Linked DNA regions of Homo sapiens: regions 1 and 2 are each linked to region 3. A link is a contact called in ENCODE Hi-C or POLR2A ChIA-PET data. All regions are on one chromosome and are shown on one strand. Each heading gives the region's core, a stretch centred on a gene start or an enhancer-like site at or near the end of the contact. The rest is flanking DNA. Distances are from core to core; before and after follow the strand shown.

Region 1 (4,045 bases), core at 717-3,216, 360 kb after region 3:
GCTTTGTCACCCAGGCTGAAGTGCAGTGGCATGATCTTGGCTCACTGCAACCTACACCTCCTGGATTCAAGCAATTTTCGTGCCTCAGCCTCCCGAGTAGCTGGGACCACAAGCATGCAGCACCATGCCTGGCTAATTTTCATATTTTTAGCGGGGATGGGGTTTCACCATGTTGGCCAGGCTGGTCTCCAACTCCTGGGCTCAAGCGATCCACCTGCCTCGGGCTCCCAAAGTGCTGGGATTACAGGTATGAGTCACTGCACCCGGCCCTGCTTTGTACTTCTCAGCTGACATGGGCAGTAATTTTAGCCTTTCCTGCTGTATAAGAGGCCACCTGTCCTGTACAGCTTCATTGAACAGCAGTCAGAAGGCTCTGACACTGAGGGAGACTTTCACATAAAAACCTGCTATTTTTAAAAGATGCATTACTTCCCCAAAAGTATATGAGCACTTCAACTGTGACACTTTATTCAGCGTTTATAAAAGTCTATAAAACAGTCTTCCAGGGGATTTAAGTGAAAATCTTGGGGGGAAATCTTATTTCTAACTTCCCCATTTGCCTGCCCCTCAAAACATCTGCATCCTGCCCTTGCCTTATACTGCGTCCTTTTTGAGGACACTGGTGCTTGACTCGAGTCTCAGGGATAGTTCAAAACATCAGTACACGGACTGGTTGGGCTGGGTGAAAGCAGATACCAGTGGAAGACACACCATAGTAATTCTTTGTCCAGCAATAAAAATACCACCATAGCACATACATTAGTTACTTTGTTGCCTGGCTTTAAAAACAAAAGGTGTGCATAAAATATATTTTTATTGTTTCAACATTGAGCTTTGAACAGAATGTAGTTAGAGAGGTAGCAGGGGGCCTGACGCAGTGGCTCACGCATGTACCCAGCACTTTGGGAGGCCGGCGGATCACGAGGTCAGGAGATCTAGACCATCTGGCTAACACGATGAAACCCTGTCTCTACTAAAAATACAAAAAAAATTAGCCGGGCGTGGTGGCGGGTGCTTGTAGTCCCAGCTACTTGGGAGGCTGAGGCAGTAGAATGGCGTGAACCTGGGAGGCGGAGCTTGCAGTGAGCCGAGATTGCACCACTGCACTCCAGCCTGGGTGACAGAGCGAGACTCCGTCTCAAAAAAAAGAAAAAAAAAAAAAAGAGGGAGCAGGGGCCAGGCCTGGTGGCTCATGCCTGTAATCTCAGCACTTTGGGAGGCCGAGGCCGGCAGATCACCTGAGGTCGGAAGTTCGAGACCACCCTGACCAACATGGAGAAACCCCTTCTCTACTAAAAATACAAAATTAGCCGGGCGTGGTGGTGCATGCCTGTAATCCCAGCTACTTGGGAGGCTGAGGCAGGAGAATCCCTTGAACCCGGGAGGCGGAGGTTGCGGTGAGCTGAGATCACGCCATTGCACTCCGGCCTGGGCAACAAGAGTGAAACTCCGTCTCAAAAAAAAAAAAAAAGGTAGCAGGGTATACAGAAATCAGAGACAGAATTAATTACAGAATGTCAGGAAGATGGCTGACACTGGTCTCTTCCTTTTTTCTTGAGGCAGGGCCTTGTTCTGTCACCTAGGCTGGAGTGCAGTGGCGCATGCACGGCTCACTGCAGCCTCAACCTCCTGGGCTCAAGTAAGTAGCTGGGACTACAGGCACATGCCACTATGCCTGGCTAATTTTTTTTTTAATTCTTTTTAGAGATGGGATCTCACGATGTTGCCCAACCTGATTTGACTGTCCCCGGCCTTTTTTCTTTTTTTGTTGGGGGGGAAACAGTTTTACTGTTTCCCAGGCTGGAGTTGAGTGGCTTGACAGCTCACTGCAGCCTCAAACTCTTGGGCTCAAGCGATCCTCCCGCCTCAGCCTCTTAAAGTGTTGAGATTGCAGGCATGAGCCACCACGCCTGACTGGTCTGTTTCTTACAGCAGTGCAACATGCTAAACACGTTCATGCTAGTGCCCTGCTGGAAAAGGAAGCAAACCTCGGTAAGGAAGCGCACTTCTCATATGTGTCCAGTAGGTGGCAGGCTTGTCTGGACCTGCAGAGAAAGACCCGGAACCCTGGTTTTGCAAGGCTCTGGGATCAAAGAATTATAAATGATCAGTGCTGTTAGCACCCTGGAAATGGCTGCATGGAATATCCACAGTTCCCAGGTACAATGCCATTTCTATGGCTCCTTCTGCCAAAGGAATACTAAGCCTGCTGCTACAGCCCTGTCTCTTGTTCATTGTGGTTTCCTGGGCAAGTCATTTGTTCTTGGTTTCTTCGTCTATTCAATGAGATGATCAGACCAGTGATCACTGAGGTTTCCTCTAATGCTGATAGGCTGTGGATTCCAAAGTTCCTCTTCGGATTGGAGCAATGAATTTGTCTCCTGCACCATTAAAGAGTTTCCATGGAGTGTGAGTGGCTAGGACCTCACATCTGTTTTTTGTTTTTTTGAGATGGAGTCTCACTCTGTCACCCAGGCTGGAGTGCAGTGGCACAATCTCAGCTCAATGCAACCTCTGCCTCCCGGGTTCAAGCAATTTTCCTACCTCAGCCTCCTGAGTAGCTGGGATTACAGGCGCCCACCATCACACCTGGCTAATTTTTGTATTTTTAGTAAAGACAGGGTTTCACAATGTTGGCCAGGCTGGTCTTCAACTCCTGGCCTCAAGTGATCATCTGCTCGCTTCAGCCTCCCAAAGTGCTGGGATTACAGGCGTGAGCCACTGCACCCAGCCACATCTGTTTCATTTACTGCTGTTTCATCAGCACCAGCACTGCACCTAGCACGTGCTCAATCCCTGTTTGTCAAATGCATGAGCATGGGCCCCACAGAGCATCCTCTCAGCTTCATGGGGCCTGAACTCTCAAACATTCAAACCCTCCTGATGATACCTCCTCCTTGAATACTCTCATCCTCCTTCCCAAACCCATACTCTCCTGGCTTCCTCCTATGGCTCTAGAAACTGCTTCTCGGTCTTTTATACATTCCCATTCCTCTACCAGTCTCCTAGGTGTCAATTTTTTTTTTTCAGCATTCAACTCCAGGTCTTCTTCTCCTTCTTTGCTGTCTATGGCACCTCGTCCGCTCCCACAACTTTAATTACCACGACTTTATGTACCACCTACCACCTTGATGACAGAAACAATAGTCGCTAATCTTTATAGAGTGTTAACTCTATGCTGGATACTGCCCTTGATCTTTACTCATTTACCCCTCACAGCAAGCCAAGGAGGTGGGCACTATTATTTTCCCCATTTTATGGATGGAGGACAGAGTAGTGGAGTGACCTCTCTATAGCTCTAGACCTGTGTGTCCATTTGCCTTCTGAACACCTCCCCTCAGATGTCACCAGTGGACTTCTGATATTCCAGTTCCAAAGCTTTTCTTCTCCAAGGTCCCAATCTCAGTGGAAAGTACCCAGCTGCCCAGGCTAGAAATATTGGTAATTGTCTTGTCTTTTTGCTTCCCACCTTCAACCAACTTCTAACAAGACCAGTCAATTCTAACTCTTCAATATGCAGATGCGTTCCCTCTTCCCCATTCTGTCTCCACTGCTGTAATTCAGGTCTTCATACTGCTCACCTGCACTGGCCTCTACACCAATCTTCATCTGTCCAGTATGGCGCCCACACACAGTTCATTTTCCTAGTCCACCACCAGAGTGGAGGCAGTAGACTTAGTGGTGAAGAATATGGGATTTGGAATCCGAACTATTCTTTTTTCTTTTTTTTTTTTTTTTTGAGACGGAGTCTCACTCTGTAACCTAGGCTGGAGTGCAGTGGCGCGATCTCGGCTCATTGCAACCTCTGCTGCACAGGTAAAAGATATTCTCCTGCCTCAGCCTCCCAAGTAGCTGAGATTACAGGCACCTGCCACTGCGCCCAGCTAATTTTTGTAGTTTTAGTAGAGACGGGGTTTCACCATCTTGGCCAGGCTGGTCGTGAACTCCTGACCTCGTGATCCAACCGCCTTGACCTCCCAAAGTGCTGGGATTACAGGTGTGAGCCACCGCGCCCGGCCTGAAATCAGAACTATTCTTATTAGCT
Region 2 (3,573 bases), core at 744-3,243, 380 kb after region 3:
ACAGTGGTTCATGCCTGTAATACCAGCATTTTGGGAGGCTGAGGCAGGCAGATCGTCAAGAACAGGAGGCCGGGCTTGGTGGTTCACACATGTAATCCTAGCACTTTGGGAGGTTAAGGAGGGAGGATCTTTGAGCCCAGGAGTTCAAGACCAGCCTGGGCAACATAGCAAGACACTGTCTCTAATTAAAAAAAAAAAAAACCTCTCCCTTTCCCCCTCCCCCTCTCCCCGGTCTCCCTCTGATGCCAAGCCGAGGCTGAACTGTACTGCCGCCATCTCGACTCACTGCAGCCTCCCTGCCTGATTCTCCTGCCTCAGCCTGCCGAGTGCCTGGGATTGCAGGCGCGCGCCGCCGCACCTGACTGGTTTTCGTATTTTTTGGTGGAGATGGGGTTTCACCGTGCTGGCCGGGCTGGTCTCCAGCTCCTGACCGCGAGTGATCTGCCAGCCCTGGCCTCCCGAGGTGCCGGGATTGCAGACGGAGTCTCGCTCACTCAGTGCTCAATGTTGCCCAGGCTGGAGTGCGGTGGCGTGATCTCGGCTCGCTACAACCTCCACCTCCCAGCCGCCTGCCTTGGCCTCCCAAAGTGCCGAGATTGCAGCCTCTGCTCGGCCGCCACCCGGTCTAGGAAGTGAGGAGCGTCTCTTCCCGGCCGCCCATCGTCTGGGATGTGGGGAGCGCCTCTGCCCCGCCGCGACCCCGTCTGGGAACTGAGGAGTGTCTCTGCCCCGCCGCCACCCTGTCTGGGAGGTGAGGATCGTCTCTGACTGGCCGCCCCGTCTGAGAAGTGAGGAGCCACTCTGCCCGGCAGCCGCCCCGTCCGGGAGATGAGGAGCGTCTCCTCCCGGCAGCCGCCCCGTCCAGGAGGTGGGGGGAAAGCCCCCGACCGGCCAGCCGCCCCGTCTGGGAGGTGGGGGGCAGCCCCCTCCCAGCCGCCGCCCTGTCTGGGAGGTGGGGGGGGGGGGCGCCTCTGCCCGGCTGCCCCATTTGGGAAGTGAGGAGCCCCTCTGCCCCGCCGCCACCCCATCTGGGAGGTGTACCCAATAGCTCATTGAGAACGGGCCATGATGACGATGGCGGTTTTGTCGAATAGAAAAGGGGGAAATGTGGGGAAAAGAAAGAGAGATCAGATTGTTACTGTGTCTGTGTAGAAAGAAGTAGACATAGGAGACTCCATTTTGTTCTGTACTAAGAAAAATTCTTTTGCCTTGGGATGCTGTTAATCTATAACCTTACCCCCAACCCCGTGCTCTCTGAAACATGTGCTGTGTCCACTAAGGGTTAAATGGAAAAAAAAAAAAAGGAGGACAGGAACTATGTGTCTAGTTCATTATCTCCATTTCCTGGTACCATGCCTAGCAGGTGGTAGACTTCACTCAATAAATATCTGGTGAATCAGTGTCTTTCTGGAAATTTATACATAACTCCTTGAATGAGGCAACATGCTTCTGCACTATTTAATAAGAAAAACTAAGTCAAGTTTCTAATCTGTGGTTTTGTTTTGCTTTGAGAACAGGGTCTTGGCTATGTTGCCCTGTCTGGTCTCGAACTTCTGATCTCGAGCGATCACTCCCACCTCTCCCTTCCTAAGTGTTGGGATTAACAGGAGTGAGCCACCGCGCCCGGCCAAGTCTCCAACTTGCTCGAGGTCACTGAACTTGCAATTGAAGAAGCTACGATTCGAACCCATGTCTGTAGGATCCCAGAGCCCTCATTGTCAAATACATACTGAAGTTTCCCAGTTTTCGGGAACCCCGCAGTACAAGGTGACCGAGGACAATACCAGAAATGGGAGCCCCAGACCCCACGTAGCGGCGAAGTTCCCAGAAGGCACAGCGCTCGGGGGTGTGGCCAGACGCATGGGCGGTGCCAAGCGTAGGAAGATGGTTGGGAACTGCGTCTCCCCCAAGGCTCCGCAGGGCGCCGCTGACTGGCGGAAGCGAGGGCGGGGACAGCGGAATGACGTTTTAAGGACGCTTGCGCGCGGGATTTAAACTGCGGCGGTTTACGCGGCGTTAAGACTTCGTAGGGTTAGCGAAATTGAGGTTTCTTGGTATTGCGCGTTTCTCTTCCTTGCTGACTCTCCGAATGGCCATGGACTCGTCGCTTCAGGCCCGCCTGTTTCCCGGTCTCGCTATCAAGATCCAACGCAGTAATGGTGAGGAGCGGGGTCCCTAGGTCAAGGGGACTCGTGAGCGGTGAGACGACTGAAATTACTGCCCGTCCCCGGACACACAGATGGGCTTTCACTCTCTTTCTCTCCCTCCCTCCTTTTCACACGCACTCACTCCGGGTCTCTGCACTGGCAGTCATTCTTGCCTACACAGGGGTGAGAGTCCCTGCGCTGTACGTGGTCCCTTTCGCAGTCCTCTGGGAGTGGGCGGACCTTCTCCAAGGCTGGTAGACCTCCCAGGGAAGTTGGGACTTCTAAATTCACTTCCCTTCCAAAATTCTCCCCTGAAAATGCCCTGCTCTTATGGGGACCTCGGTCTCCTGGCCCCTTTACTCTCGAATAAATATTGCGCAGTTGCGGTATGTCAGGTAAACGGGACAGACAAGAACCCTGCGCTTGAGGAGCTTGTAGTCGTTCTCTCTTTTGCTTAAGCAGGTACCGCAGTTCTGGCAGGTCTGATACCCGTGTCATTAGGGAAATGGACAGATATGACCGCCAGAAATGAGTTAGGAAAACCCCAAAAGGGCCAGATCCTCAATGCTATGTTGAGGAAAAGTTCATCTAAGGGTTGTGGGGAATCCTGTGCTCAAACATACCTTTTGTATGTTCTCTTTTGTAGGCTCTATCTCTCTTTTTTTGTAGGCTCTCTTGAGTAGGGGTGAATCCTTATCCCATGCAGCTCAGTTTAAAAACCTGTCCCCAGCCCACCTCACTGTGGATATTCTAAAGGTGAAGCCCAGGAGATTTATTTGTTTCTCTTAGTTTTTTTTTTTTTTTTTTTTAAGGTAGCTGCCTGTTCCTTCAGGTTAACTCCACTTTGGGAATCTCTGTGGAATCCTAAAAGTGAAGCTCTCAGGAAAGAGATGGGTAACTCTGGTTTTTTCATACTTTATAGGTTTAATTCACAGTGCCAATGTAAGGACTGTGAACTTGGAGAAATCCTGTGTTTCAGTGGAATGGGCAGAAGGAGGTGCCACAAAGGGCAAAGAGGTAGGTTCTATGAGAATTCCTCTACCACATTTAATGTCTTCCTACATAAAGGATCTGTGCAGAAGTGGAATCTGTGAGAGCCTAGTTTCTGATGCTGTGCTCTTCTCACTCACGCCTGTAATCCCAGAACTTTGGGAGGCTGAGACGGGCAGATCACCTGATGTCAGGAGTTCGAGACCATCCTGGCCAACATGGCGAAACCTGTCTCTACTGAAAATACAAAAATTAGCCAGTCGTGGTAGTGCATGCCTGTAATCCCAACTACTTGGGAGCCTGAGGCAGGAGAACTGCTTGAACCTGGGAGGCGGAGGTTGCAGTGAGCCGAAACTGTGCCGCTGCACTCCAGCCTGGGTGACAGTGAGAATCTGTCTCAAAAAAAAAAAAAAAAAAAAATTGGCTGGGTGCGGTG
Region 3 (4,087 bases), core at 1,010-3,509:
CACCTCAAACTCTAAACTCAAACTTCGGGATAACTGCTATCTATGTGCAAAGACAGTGCCCCCACAGAGCTTTCAGAAACTATTAGTACTACATTTGTAATGATTTTCATGTTCTCTAGTCATATACTTTTGCTCCTAAGGAGGCTCACCTCCTAGAAACACTAAACATTTACCGAGAAAGATAGCTATGAAGTGGTGCCTCTGGGTAGTTTCAGAATCCTAGTCTAGTCAAGGAGGAAGACACTGGTAAGGCTGACAATATTCAGAACTAAGGAACTAAGGCTGGGCCAGGACTGGGGTAGGGGTTGGTTGCCACAAATCCACAAGCCATACTGAAAATGGCCACATAGACTAGGAAACACTTTCAGGATAGTTCCAAGCCTGCTTCAAGCTCTAAGAAAGTCAAGGTAACTAAATCCCAAGTCAAAACATCAATAGATACCTATCATCCTTTTCAACTAATTCATATCCTCCAAAGGACCAGAAGTTGCAGAGATGCCCCTGTTAGTGATGTCTTTTGCATAAAGAAACACCTAGGGTTGGAACTAATATATTCCTGTCTACCATTCCACACATTTAAGACTTTCTTCTACTCAGATCCCCTGGGAAAAGGCCACTCACCAATTTACCCCACCACAAAGAAAACACTTTTTAAAATGAAAGGGAATAAAAGCACTTTTATTTGGAAATTTCAAGTTGGAAGAAAAGCTCTTAGCCAAGCTCTATGACCTAGCTAGCTGATTATTTACAGGATCTTTGGGCAGGAATTGTTAATGAGCTTTTAATTTGGAGTGCTTAAGTTGCCAAAGTGCTCTGAGCTCCAGTGAAGCACCACAGAATCTATAAAGGAAACCTTATCAATCACTTCCCGGCAGCTCCCTTCCCCCAACCCCCACCTCCTGAGGAAAAGGCAGCCAAGTGGGTTTCTAACCAGGATCACAGACACACATTAGTGGAGTCACACTCCAAGTCCCTGTTTATAAATTGGCTTTTAAATGGTAGGAGATTCAGGTATAATAAACTAAGCTCCAAGCAAGAACCCACTAAAACAAGGCATGCTGTATATGATAAAGTCAGAATAAAGCAGAATTTGATGAAGCCAATTTCTGGAAGAAACTCTACAATCAAAACTCATTTAGCCACTCACAACCTACTATAGTTTGAATAGCGTACACTCTTTTAGCCAATAGGATTCATGTTTTGCTGCCCTTCCGCTGGGAGACTGATTAAATGTCTGACAAGAGTAAATGCCATTGAAGTGGCCAGAGACCTCTCGCAGACACAACGATGGGCACTATTTGTTGCAAAATCCAGCTCTAAGGACAAAATCCAAACCCCCATTGAGGGGCCCCACATCCAGCATCTTCCAAGTCAACAAGGAGCAGTTATATTTTGCAAGAACTCGCAGTCAAGCCTCAATCCAAGTTCATGCTTTTTTTAAGAAAACACCTGTTGCTGGACCATTTGCAAGACAGGCAAACAGAAAGCTAGCCAGGTTAGGCCCTTATTCACTCCTTCCACCATCACTACTACCACCGCTTCAGATTTACAAAGAGGTAAACTGCTAACCTGGTGTGTGGGCATGTGTTGGCGAGAGGGTCAAGGGAATGTTCTACCCACAATCTCCATGCTCCATTTCTAGCCTCTCTAGTCAAACCTTTTTCTTCTCTAGTAATCCCAGTAAGTCAACCCCCTTAATAAACTCACCCATCCTGTCTTGCAAAGCTCTGCCCCGCTCCCCCTCCGCCAGAACATTACTCAGTAGATTAAGTAAGCATCCAGGGTAAGCACATGGGCCAGCACCCCAGGTTGCATAAATTCTGCGCACCGCGACCCTCACCCCGCATGCATTAACCAGGGCCCAATCTTGGCGGGGCCATTCAGCATCACCCACCCCGGGGTGTTGCCCCCAACTCGGGCCCATCCAAGTCCAGGGGAGAGTAAGGGGAGGGGCGGGGGGCCAGGAGACCAGCCCTCCTTCCCAGGGCCGCCCCCGCCCCCCGTCAGCAGCGGGAGAGGCTGTCGCCATGGCAACGCCCCCTCCTCGGGGCCAGCGCGGCAGGCTCCCTCCAGGTGCAGGCCCCGACGTCTCCCTCGGCCTCAGCAAGCGCTCAGGGCAGTTGGCGGCGGCGGGCGCGGCCCGCGCCGACTGCGGCGCCGGCCAGGCAGAGGCAGGGCCAGCTCCGCCCGCTCCCCACCGCCCGTTCCCGGCCGCCTGAACAGCGGCAGCCAGCACCACGAGTCCACAACACACCGACTCACCTCCGCGCACTCTGACCCCGACCGACGCGGCGGACGGGCGGGCGCTGTGGCCAACCGCTGAGCCCGCTGCCGACCCCTTTGACCAATGGGCTGCAGTCAGGCGGGGCTTCTTCTCCCCAAACGCTCGCTCTCCCGCCGACATGCGCGCTAAGGTATGTCAAGATGGTGACTCCCGGCCGCCGGCCTTATGGGACTTGTAGTTTTGACGTTGCACAAACTCAGAAGAGAAGACGGGGACGGGGACATCACTTCTGATCTGTGAAAGGAATTTTTTTAAAATGAAACTTTCTATGGCCTACAGCGATCTAACCAGGATCACAGACACACATTAGTGGAGCCCCCCATCTCCGTTTTCCCGCCCTCCAATATACCCGTAAGGTGAATGTGGGCTCACAACGTGACAGAATTCTATTTACATGACTCCTCATGATTCGTTCATTCAACAAGTAATTATTGTCATCTACTTTCGGATGTGGGCCTGGGGGAGACCTGAGACAAGGAGGGATTAAGCTAAGAGGAAAATGCTTAGATTTGTGAAGGGCCGTCCTAAGGAAGAGGGAACTGGCTTGTTCAGGTCCACTCAGAGGAAACTTCTGTTTAAAAGGTTTCTGGCCTCAGCTGTGAGGAGCTTCCCCAGTCAGTCTCTCCAGTAAGCTGGAGAGACCTGTGTTTCTTCATCCTGGTTATGCCTTTCTGGGTAGTCATGGGTCCCAGGTTATGAGCTGGGAATGATGGCTTTGACAGCTTCCCAATCGGTCAGGACCCCATCCTCTGGGCCCAGCTTCAGTTACCAAGCCCCTCTGTGTGCTGTCTGCATACTTACACTTAGGATGATGTCATTTCTGGGCCCTACCACCTCTGAGAGCGGACCTTACCATAACGGTTTCCACCTGAGCTGAGAGTGCCTGGTAATCCCCATATCAGGGAATGCCTTCCTTAATCCCACCCACGTCATAGGTTAGGTGATTCTGCTGTGGACCTATAGCATTTATCATATTGTCTTATAATTGTCTGTTTCCTTGTTGTCGCTCCCACAGGGTTTTAAGTCCTTTAGGAAAAGCATTTTTTCCATATTGTTCATGTTGTATCAGTAATACACCGCATAGGGCAGGTATAAAGAAGGCCCGCAATAAATGTCTGCGAACAAATGAGGGAATATCCAGCAGCAGGGACAGACTTATCCCGAGGTCAGTAAAGTGGAGGCACTATCCCCCAACTCTTGGAGCTGGAACAGATTCTCCTATTATTACCTACACATTAACCCCAGTTGGTCAGTCAGTCCATCTGTATTTATAGTGCCTCTCTTAAGTGTCAGGCACTGTTTCTGTTGCTGAGGATTCATTGATGAATAACGACACACCTCTATTCTCAAGGAGCTTTTAAATTGGAGAGGGAAGCTGGGTGTCGTGGCTCACGTCTGTAATTCTAACACTTTGGGAGTCTGAGGCAGGAGGATCCTTTGAGACCAGGAGTTCAAGACCAGCTTGGGCAACATAATGAGATTCTCATCTCTACAAACAAGTTAAAAATTAGGCAGGCATGGTGGCACGTGCTTGTAGTCCCAGGTACTCAGGAGGCTGAGGTGGGAGGATCACTGGAGCCTGGGAGGACAAAGCTGCAGTGAGCCATAATAAATAAATTGGGGAGGGGCTGTAGGAGGAAGAATAGATAATAAAACAAGTAAATATAAAAATAAGACAAGAGGCAGTGAGATAGCTTTGTTATATACTGAGTTATGGCCTGAGAGTAGGGCACAGCCAATCTTCTTGGCTGTAAGAATGAAGTAAATCTATAGTATCTGGATTCAAGGCTTTATGTAATGCCC

The links. A loop is a pair of places that touch in the nucleus more often than their neighbours do. ChIA-PET counts read pairs that join two places held with the same protein, here RNA polymerase II (POLR2A). Pooled maps may share reads with other maps.
Region 1: a pooled map shows a loop between it and region 3 (6-fold over the local background). The contact joins the enhancer-like site here to the promoter of ERI3 in region 3. A Hi-C loop is called at or near these places in 4 of 50 pooled maps. POLR2A ChIA-PET finds 5 or more read pairs at or near these places in 4 of 52 experiments (H1, MCF 10A, WTC11 and 1 more).
Region 2: a loop to region 3 is called in a map of naive thymus-derived CD4-positive, alpha-beta T cell, with 12 times the contacts of the local background. The contact joins the promoter of KIF2C here to the promoter of ERI3 in region 3. A Hi-C loop is called at or near these places in 1 of 168 maps with a recorded cell type or tissue (naive thymus-derived CD4-positive, alpha-beta T cell) and 7 of 50 pooled maps. POLR2A ChIA-PET finds 5 or more read pairs at or near these places in 4 of 52 experiments (H1, PC-9, WTC11 and 1 more).

Annotation. Positions count from the first base shown.
Region 1 is chr1:44,713,130-44,717,174 of GRCh38, forward strand. The region is part of intron 6 of ARMH1 (armadillo like helical domain containing 1); the gene reads left to right. The region is part of intron 2 of LOC105378690 (a long non-coding RNA gene); the gene reads right to left. Among named protein-coding and RNA genes, the nearest start is that of RNU5F-1, 6.8 kb to the right of the region's middle. RefSeq lists a silencer at 1-8. Within about 2 kb of position 1,967, at least 5 of the 41 ENCODE cell types and tissues checked have a DNase peak (open chromatin) inside an H3K27ac peak, as active enhancers do.
Region 2 is chr1:44,737,844-44,741,416 of GRCh38, forward strand. It overlaps KIF2C (kinesin family member 2C), which reads left to right and starts at 1,994. Exons shown (of 21, transcript NM_006845.4): 1 at 1,994-2,159; 2 at 3,070-3,164. The coding sequence starts at 2,090. RefSeq lists an enhancer at 1,645-1,814.
Region 3 is chr1:44,352,998-44,357,084 of GRCh38, forward strand. ERI3 (ERI1 exoribonuclease family member 3) reads right to left here and starts at 2,260. Exons shown (of 9, transcript NM_024066.3): 1 at 1,895-2,260. The coding sequence starts at 2,029. RefSeq lists a silencer at 1,995-2,224 and enhancers at 2,094-2,594, 2,495-2,544.